Linked DNA regions of Homo sapiens: region 1 is linked to region 2. A link is an interaction called in ENCODE POLR2A ChIA-PET data of the cell type or tissue named here. Cell type or tissue: Panc1. All regions are shown on one strand.

Region 1 (5,000 bases), 110 kb after region 2:
CCAGTTGTCTCAGCTGATAGATATCAGCAGCTGGCAAGGACCTTGGCTGCACTGCCTGCTGCCCCCTCATCTTCACTGGCACAGGGCCCTACACTTAGTCAACAGGCAGCCAAAACTTACTGAGTGAAGGAACCAAAGGCACAACTTGAGAACTGTCTATGTTTGTGTTTATAGAAGAGGAACAATAAAGTCATCGACTATCTAAATATAATGAATAACAAAAAAGAACAGGAGCAATGCACGTTTGATCCTCAGCAGCTGGCACTACTAAGAAAGAGCTCTTAATTGAGTTCTAAGATTTCATTGCCTGATGCTACATGTAATGCTAGTCTGGTGTTATTACGTGTAAATCTAATGTATTTTAAGTGCTTTTTAGTAGTCCTCCCACAGATATACTTTATTCATACCATAAACCCCCAACTGTCCAGGTGAATAAGAGTACAATATGCAATATATTACAGTCCTTTTTTTTTTTTTTTTTTTGAGACGGAGTCTTGCTCTGTTGCCCAGGCTGGAGTGCAGTGGCGTGATCTTGGTTCACTGCAACCTTCGCCTCCCAGGTTCAAGTGATTTTCCTGCCTCAGCCTCCCAAGTAGCTGGGATTACAGGCACCCACCACCATGCCCAGCTATTCTGTATTTTTAGTAGAGACGGGGTTTCACCATGTTGGCCAGGCTGGTCTCGAACTCCTGACCTCAGGTGATCCGTCTGCCTTGGTCTCCCAAAGTGCTGGGATTACAGGTGTGAGCCACCGCGCCCGGCCTATTACAGTACTTTTTTAGCAGAAACCTGTGAAAGCCTGTGAGCAAACTCTATACCTCACAGGGTTTTTTTCCATATATATGAAATGAGGGATTGGATAATTCATATTTTTTAAAGTTTTTTGACTGTGGGACACTGGTATATTCATATACACACACTCTCTTTAATATTGACTCTTAAGAAAACTGATCTTTTTAACTTAGCTAACACTTTTTAAAGAAACGACCTCAGTAAAAATATAAATGATGTTAAAGAATCTGTATGTTAAAAGCCTAGTAAACTGATAATGTTTTAATCTTGAAATTTGAATATAATTAAGCCATGTATCCTATTTGGAAACTACTGCTTTAGGCAGTAGGACAGTTACAGGTTGGTTTTTTGGTAAAACCAAGGGTTTTAGAAAACATTTTCTTGAATCCTCTGCAAAAAAGATTCAAATGAATATACTAGGATAACCCATAATGAGCTACACAGCTAACATAAATAACAATTGTATATATAGTTGTCTTTTTCTTTTTAGGCAAATTTTCTCAAAAGTTTATTTATATGAGTATACATTAGATATCACTTTTACTGCAGACAAAAGGAGAAAATGTCAGCCATTCTCACTGGCAGTATATTAACTGCCCCTGTCTCACTGAGAGAGACTTCAATTGCTCATAGCAGTCAGTGAAACCTTGAAGGTTTCCTTCCTACCAAGCAAATCCATTTTAACCATATGTATTTTGCTCTTTTTTCAATGTTACATTTGTTCAAATGGCATTGCTAGAATAATGTGGAAAATAATTTTCCTACCAATAAACCTGTCAGTAGTTGAGGTCATAAGTAGGGTGACAGTGTTTTCGGTTATTTTCATAGATAAAGATAGTAATAGAGAAGATGAATATCTGTTACTGCTCTTTTGTCATGAGTAATCTGAGGTAAAAGCTTGTAGAACTTCACTATCCCTGGGGCGTGCTTTATTCATTTTGAATCAGTCACTTGACTTCAGTGTCTAAATGTCCTTGATTCTAAATTGTACTTACAATGTTTATTATCTGCTGGCTTTTGTTCTCTGCTATTTTATTTTTTTTTACATAAAATATTTATAATAAAGATGAAGAAGGTACTCACCATCCAAAGTCAAGGAATGTTAACATTTTTGCTGTATTTGTTTCAGGGCTTTTTTCTTATAAGAGATAAACCATCATATATGCAGTTTATAACAGCTTATATTTATTGAGCACTTACTGTGTACCAGGCACTATAGAGCTCTACAGGTATTAACTTATTTAATCCTTACACAGTCCTGTGAGGTATATATGCTATTGTTTCCCCCTTTTTATAGATGAGGAAACTGAAGCACATGGAAGTTAAGTAACTGTGCTCAAATCATTTACCTAGGGAAGGGCAGATCTGTACATTTATTCTCACACAATGTAGATACCATGCTATTAACTATTATCTTATGCCTATGCAGTCTTCTGTCTTCCTTCACTTCAAAAGGTAAAACTTTGAAGTCGAAGGGTCTCATGCTTACGTTCTTATGTTTGCCACCTATTTATGAATGCATACACATTATACAGTGTTCGTGGTTTAATTGCAGGTGGCATCCTCATTATGTAGAGCTCTGCAACTTTTTAATAATCTCTTGTTTTTTGAGACCCTTTCCACATTATTACATGGAAATCTATTTTAAGTGCTTTTTAGTAGTTCCTCCTATGGATACGCTTTATTCATACCATAAACCCGGAATCGTCAGGGCGAATATGTGTAAGAGTACCATATGCAATATATTACAGTCCTTTTGTCAACAGAACAACCTCCTGATTGTTTCCAGGGAGTGATGGAACCTTAGACAAGCTCTGCACCCCACAGCCTGAGTTGCCTCATCTGTTATGACGAGATTGCACTAGATAGTCTAGTCAGAGTCTGCGCTGAAAATCTATCAGCTCAACAGTAGAGTGCATCAGATTTCTCTGCTTTTGGCAGAGGTAGCCAGAGTTTGAGATTTCAAATTTATCCAAAATAATTTCTACACAGGTATTTTAGAGTGCCAGACATTTTTCTTTTGCTTTCAAAAATGTTTTCAGACTTTGCTGGGCACAGTGGCTCACGCCTGTAATCCCAGCACTTTGGGAGGCCGAGGTGGGTGAACTGCTTAAGCTCACAAGTTCGGGACCAGCCTAGACAACATGGCAAAACCCCATGTCTATTAAAAACAAAACAAAACAAAAATGTTTTCAGACTTTAATGGTCTTGCACTATTTATCCTCAAAACCTTATTTAAAATTACTTTTAAAATTTTATTTGTATTTTATTTTTTAGAGACAGGGTCTTACTTTATCACCCAGGATAGAGTGCAGTGGTGTGATCATAGCTCACTGCAGCCTCGACCTCCTGGGCTCAAGCATTCCTCCCACCTCAGCCTCCCAAGTAGCTGGGACTACAGATGTGAGCCACTGTGCCCAGCTAATTTTTTTTTTTTTTTTTTTTTCCTGTAGGGACAGAGTCTCCCTATGTTGCCAGGCTGGTCTTGAATGCCTGGCCTCAGGTGATTCTCCTGCCTCAGCCTCCCAAAGTGCTGGGATTACAGGCTTGAGCTATGATGCCCAGTCAAAATTTTAATTTGAATGACTACTCTTAAGGGTCCCAGCTATTACAGATAGCCTCTGTGGAGCTGAGATGATCAAATACAGGACGTGAGGACACCCTGCCCTTTGATAATATTTTCCAGAACATTTTGGTGATTAAAGACTTGTAGGCATCTTTGCCTTTTGTATTTTTTCTCATAAAATTGAGTAAACACTTGTAGCTGTCCCTTGTCTCTTTGTTCCTGTTTGAAGTGAACATCATACTCTATGTTTTGGTTCATGTTGGGGAGTCTTTAGCCTAAGTAGCTGTTAGCAGCAGTCATTAAAGTCTCTGGCCATTTTTCCAGGTGCGGTGGCTCACACCTGTAATCCCAGCACTTTGGGAGGCCGAGGTGCGTGGATCACCTGAGATCAGGCATTCGAGACCAGCCTGGCCAACATGGCGAAACCCCGTCTCTACTAAAAATACAAAAAAATTAGCCGGGCATGGTAGCGCCTGCCTGTAGTCCCAGCTACTCGGGAGGCTGAGGCAAGAGAATCGCTTGAATCCAGGAGGCGGAGGTTGCGGTGAGTGGAGATCGCGCCATTGCACTCCAGCCTGGGCAAGAAGAGCAATACTCCATCTCAAAAAAAAAAAAAAGTCTCTGGTCATTTTCTTTTTTTGAGATGGAGTCTCGCTCTGTCGTCTAGGCTGGAGTGCAGTGGCACGATCTCGGCTCACTGCAAGCTCTGCCTCCTGGGTTCACGCCATTCTCCTGCCTCAGCCTCTCAAGTAGCTGGAACTACAGGCACCCGCCACCACGCCCGGCTAATTTTTTGTATTTTTAGTAGAGACGGGGTTTCACCGTGTTAACCAGGATGGTCTCGACCTCCTGACCTCGTGATCCACCTGCCTCGGCCTCCCAAAGTGCTGGGATTACAGGCGTGAGCCACTGCGCCCGGCCAGTCTCTGGTCATTTTTGAGTTGGATTTTTAAGAAACAGACTGGAGAAATGCTCTAAGCTGTGTAGGAAGAGGAGGGGAGAAAAATCAGCTTAATTGCATTATTGTATTTTTTTTTGCCTTAGGAACGTGTTGTGGGCTTTCACGTACTGGGTCCAAATGCTGGAGAAGTTACACAAGGCTTTGCAGCTGCGCTCAAATGTGGACTGACCAAAAAGCAGCTGGACAGCACAATTGGAATCCACCCTGTCTGTGCAGAGGTGGGTCATCTACACTTATACAGTTTAAAATGTTTAAAATGTGCCACATAGAAGCACACCACCCAGCTTATACATGGCAGATGTAGGACCCTGAGTTTGATGATGATTCCTCAAAAGAGGGCTTTGTCTCTAAAAATTAGTTTTTGTCTTTCAATACTGATTGCTCATGGTATGAACTGGAGGCTTCCGTCATGTCGTTAAGTGGTAAAAATTATGAGAGTGATTTATAGAGCTGTGCCTTAAATATTTTATTTATCATATCTTCTAAATTATTTTCATGGCAATCAGTTAATAATGGAAGAGCTTCAATCTTAGTTATTCCACAGCTATCTTGAGGCTAATTGATACTGTCTGCCTCTTCAGCTTATGGTATCAGTGAATGAGATTTGAAAATGATGCTTTCAAAAGATCAAATGACAGTAGAACTAGAAATTGACCAATCTAGGCCTCTGGGTGTCAGTGT
Region 2 (5,000 bases):
GCTCGGTAAATGTTCAAATATAGTTGTGTCAAGTTATTCCCTCCTGATTTTCTCCCCCACTGTTTGATCAACCCAGGAATCTCTTTCCCCCTTGGAAACTTCTTTTATCTACCTCTCTGCCCCTGACTCACTGGAATCCTACAAATGGGACATCTCAGGCAGGTAAAATTGCCATTGTTATGAGGGTGAGAGAATGCAGATTTTTTACAGTGTATTTCCAATGTCCCATATGGAACATTGTATTTCCCAGTAATACAGTTTTTTTGAAAGAGGGGATAACACCAAAGTAGTCTTGTTAATTAGATAATATTTATTCATTTAATACTTACTAACCATCTTCCATATGTTAGGCATTGTTGTAGGTGCTGGGGATCTGTGAGTAAATATGCCCATATGGAGTTGTTTTCTAGAGTAATGTAGAACTTCTGAGAGCTTTAATAAAAAGGAGTAACATTTATTGAATGCTTATTATGATCCAGGTACTGTGCTGAGTGCTTTATATGTATTAACACATTTAATCACTGCAAGAGGCAAATGAGGAAAGTGAGGCCCAGAGAGGTAACAAGCATACAACTATTAAGTAGTGGAGCGAGGATTCTCATGCTGGAAGCTAGTGTACTTAACCACTGTGCTCTACTGCCTTGCTTAATAGAGTGATTGGGCACGTCTAATGAAACCTTGGTGATATGGTTTAGCTCTGTGTCCCCACCCAAATCTCACCTTGAATTGTAATGATCCGCATGTGTCAAGGGCAGTACCAGATGGAGATAACTGAATCATGGGGGTGGTTTCTGCCATGCCTGTTCTCATGATAGTGAGTGAGTTCTCATGAGATATGATGGTTTTATAAAGGGCTTCCCCCTTCACTTGGCACTCATTCTCTCTCCTGCCACCATGTGAAGAGGTGCCTTCTGCCATGACTAAAAGTTTCCTGAGGCCTCCCCAGCCATGCAGAACTATGAATCAATTAAACCTCTTTTTTTTTTTTTTTTTATAAATTACCTAGTCTCAGATATGTCCTTATAGCAGCGTGAGAATGGACTAATACACCTGGATTCCTCCATCCCTTCATAAGACCTGAACAGGAAGCACTGTTTCCCATTAAAATAAGCAGTTGAAATAAAATCAAACTTTTTAGTGGATTACCAGTATCTGGAAACAATAGAAAAAGGAGCTTATGCCGGGCACAGTGTCTCACGCCTGTAATCCCAGCACTTCGGGAGGCCAAGGTGGGCGGATCACCTGAGGTCAGGAGTTCAAGACCAGCCTGACCAACATGGAGAAACCCCATCTCTACTAAAAATGCAAAAAATTAGCTGGGCGTGTGGTGGGCACCTGTAATCCCAGCTACTTGGGAGGCTGAGGCAGGGGAATCATTTGAACCCTGGAGGTGGAAGTTGCAGTGAACCAAGATGGCACCATTGCACTCAAGCCTGGGCAACAAGAGTGAAACTCTGTCTCAAAAAAAACAAAAAAAGAAAAAGAAAAAGGAGCTTATTCATAACAGTTTAACCTTATATTTAGGGACAGGTAGACAGTTATACGGATGCTGAAGACAGCCAAAAATGTCTAGCTTAGGTTGTAGATGCTGAACGCTGTGGGCTCACTGACCCTTGCCTATGAAGCACTGTAGAATACCTTTATCACTTCATTTCCATAAGTTCAGTTATGTCCCTGGAATATAATCTTGAAGCAGAAGAGCCTGATATAATAACAGTGTAGCCTCTAAGGTTGATCCCCAATATAAGATGATCTTTACAGAGATCTCCTGTTATATTTCAGGCTACTTATTTAGATTATGGCTCCACAAGTCATTTGAGGCAAAGTGGAAAGAGAATTAGAGTGAAGAGAACGGAATTCTAGTTTCTGTTATATCCTTAAATAGCTGTGTGATTTTAGACAAGTTCCAAAGCACCTATGCGCCTTAGTTCCCTCATTTGCAAAATGAAGTGAATGGATGAATATTAAGTCCTCTCAAGCTGTAAAATTCTGTAGGTCTGTCTCCCATAAAATTAAAATTAGGCCCGTAAATGCGTAGAAAATGTAATAATTCCAAATAAAAATACCTAGCATTTTTGGATTCCACAATAGCAAGGTAATTTCCCATGTATTATCTAAGATGTGTCTTTTTTTCCGGTCTTGGCTCCTGGAATGCATGCCTGAATGACTACTAAGGTTTTAACTCATTCACTTTATTTTATATGGTAAGTCAGTAGCTCAAGATAGTAAGGAATAACTTGCTTTAAAGTAATAAATATGTTAAGACCCAAAAGACTGTCAATTATATTTGGAAAAGATTTGGGTAGAGGAATTTGCTACATTCAAGTACATTTCTGGAACCAGTTATCTGAAAGTAGTGATCCTTAAATTCATGTCCTCCTCCTAAGATCTCTAGTGCAGTGTTTTATAACAACTGCTGAGTAACAAATATATCTAGTAGGATATCTTTTTAATTTTATTTTTAAAATTGGTATACAAATAAAATAGATTTTTGGTGTCCTTTTAATTTTTTATTATTTATTTTAATTTATTTCTTTTTGGAGAAAGGGTCTTGCTCTGTCACCCAGGCTCAAGTGCAATGGTGTAATTATAGCTCACAGCAGCTTCAAACTCCTGGGCTCAGGTAATCCTCCTGCTTGAGCCTCCTGAGTAGCTATGACCACAGGTGAGTGGTACCATGCCTGGCTAACTTTTTTATTTTTATTTTTATAGAAATGAAGTCTTCTTATGATGGCCAGGCTGGTCTCAAACTCCTGGCATCAAGCCATCCTCCCTCCTGGGCCTCCCAAAGTGCTGTGATTACAGGTGGGAGCCACCGTGTCTGGCCTTTGGTGTTCATTTTATGAATTTTAACATATGTATACATGATCGGGTTACATAACAGTTCCGTTACCCCACAAAATTTCACCCATGCTATCCCTTTGTGGTTACAGCCTCCCCAGTTGATTAGGATACAACTGTATTCCAATCTCTGGAGCCACTGACCTGTTCTCCATCAATATAGTTTTGTCTTTTCAGGAATGCGATATAAATGGAATCACAAAATAACATTTTGAGATTGATTTTTTCACACAGCATAATACTTTTGAGATTCATCTAATTTGTCATGTGTATCTATAGTTTACTTCATTTTATTACTGAGTGGTATTACATTATACAAGTGTACCATAATTTTTTTGTCCTTTCATTCATTGAAGGATATTTAGATTTTTTCCATTTTTTAGTGATTATAGAGTTGCTATAAGCATTGGTATATAAGTTTTTTAAAAATTGATATATAAGGCTGGGTGCAGTGGCTCACACCCGTAATCCCGGCACTTTGGGAAGCCGAGCGGGGCAGATCACCTGAGGTCAGGAGTTAGAGACCAGTCTGACCAACATGGAGAAACCCCATCTCTACTAAAAATATAAAATTAGCTGGGTGTGGTGTTGCATGCCTGTAATCCCAGCTACTCGGGAGGCTGAGGCAGGAGAATCACCTGAACCCAGAAGGCGGAGGTTGCAGTGAGCCGAGATTGTGCCACTGCACTTCAGCCTGGCAACAAGAGCAAAACTCCATCTCAAAAAAAAAAAAAAAAAAATCTGTATTTGATTAACATACCATAAATATAGGCCGGTTGTGGTGGCTTACTCCTGTAATCCCAGCACTTTGGAGGCTGAGGCAGGTGGATCACCTGAGGTTGGGAGTTTGAGACCAGCCTGACCAACATGGAGAAACCCCGTCTCTACTAAAAATACAAAATTAGTCGGGCGTGGTGGCACATGCCTGTAATCCCAGCTACTTGGGAGGCTGAGGCAGGAGAATCGCTTGAACCCAGGAGGCAGAGATTGTGGTGAGCCAAGATTGCACCATTGCATTCCAGCCTGGGCAACAAGAGTGAAACTCTCTCTCAAAATAAAGTGGGGGCGGCAGGGGAATAACCATTTAAAAGTGCACAGTTTAGAGTGCAACCTTCACCACTATTGAATTTGAGAACATTTTCTTTTCTTTTTTTTTTGAGACGGAGTCTCGCTCTGTTGCCCAGGCTGGAGTGTAATGATTTGATCTCGGCTCACTGCAACCTCCGCCTCCCGGGTTCACGCCATTCTCCTGCCTTAGCCTCCTGAGTAGCTGGGACTACAGGCGCCCGCCACCACACCTGGCTAATTTTTGGTATTTTTAGTAGAGATGGGGTTTCACTGTGTTAGCCAGGCTGGTCTCGATCTCCTGACCTGGTGATCCCCCCGCCTCGGCCTCCCAAAGTAGTGGGATTACAGGCGTGAGCCACCGTGCCCAGCCTAGAACATTTTCATTACTCCAAAAAGAAACCCCATACCCATTAGCAGTAAATTTTCACTCTTTCCCTAGCAATTGCTAGCCTACTTTCTGTCTCTATAGATTTGCCTATTCCGAGCATTACTTTTCTTTTTTTTTTTTTTTTTTTTTGAGACAGGGTCTCACTTTGTCACCCAGGCTGGAGTGTAGTGGTGTCATCTTGGCTCATTGCAACTTCTACCTCCTGGGCTCAAGCAATCCTCCCACCTCAGCCTCCTCAGTAGCTGGGACTACGGGCACACACCACCATGTCTGGCTAATTTTTGTACGTTTTGTAGAGTCAGGGTTTCACCGTGTTGCCCAGGCTGGTCTTGAACTCCTGAGCTCAAGTGATTTGCCTGCCTTGGCCTATTCTGGGCATTTCTTATAAGTGGAATCATACAATCTATGGTCTTTTATGAGTGGCTTCTTTCACTTAGCATAATATTTTCAAGGTTTATTCACATTGCAGCATGTATTAGTACTTCTTTTTATTGTTGAATAACAGTGCATTGTATGAATATACAACATTTTATTTTATTTTATTTTATTTTATTTTATTTTATTTATTTTTTTTGAGATGGAGTCTCACCCTGTCGCCCAGGCTGGAGTGCAATGGCGAGATCTCAGCTCACTGCATCCTCTGCCTCCCGGGTTCAACCGATTCTTCTGCCTCAGCCTCCTGAGTAGCTGGGATTATAGGCGC

What was found. ChIA-PET counts read pairs that join two places held together with the same protein. Peaks named below come from ENCODE experiments on the same cell type or tissue, not always from the same donor. Only the 100,000 strongest peaks of a DNase experiment are listed, where the experiment ranks them.
Region 1: POLR2A ChIA-PET joins it to region 2 with 7 read pairs; 10 of 35 experiments call an interaction of 5 or more read pairs at or near these places.

Annotation. Positions count from the first base shown.
Region 1 is chr12:104,334,737-104,339,736 of GRCh38, forward strand. TXNRD1 (thioredoxin reductase 1) reads left to right here. Exons shown (of 17, transcript NM_001093771.3): 16 at 4,403-4,537. Among named protein-coding and RNA genes, the nearest start is that of EID3, 33 kb to the left of the region's middle. In Panc1, no CTCF peak of the experiment used is centred here; no DNase peak of the experiment used is centred here.
Region 2 is chr12:104,224,740-104,229,739 of GRCh38, forward strand. All of the region lies in intron 1 of TXNRD1 (thioredoxin reductase 1), which reads left to right. Among named protein-coding and RNA genes, the nearest start is that of TXNRD1, 11 kb to the left of the region's middle. RefSeq lists enhancers at 2,036-2,205, 3,499-3,668. In Panc1, no CTCF peak of the experiment used is centred here; no DNase peak of the experiment used is centred here; H3K27ac peaks cover 2,659 bases.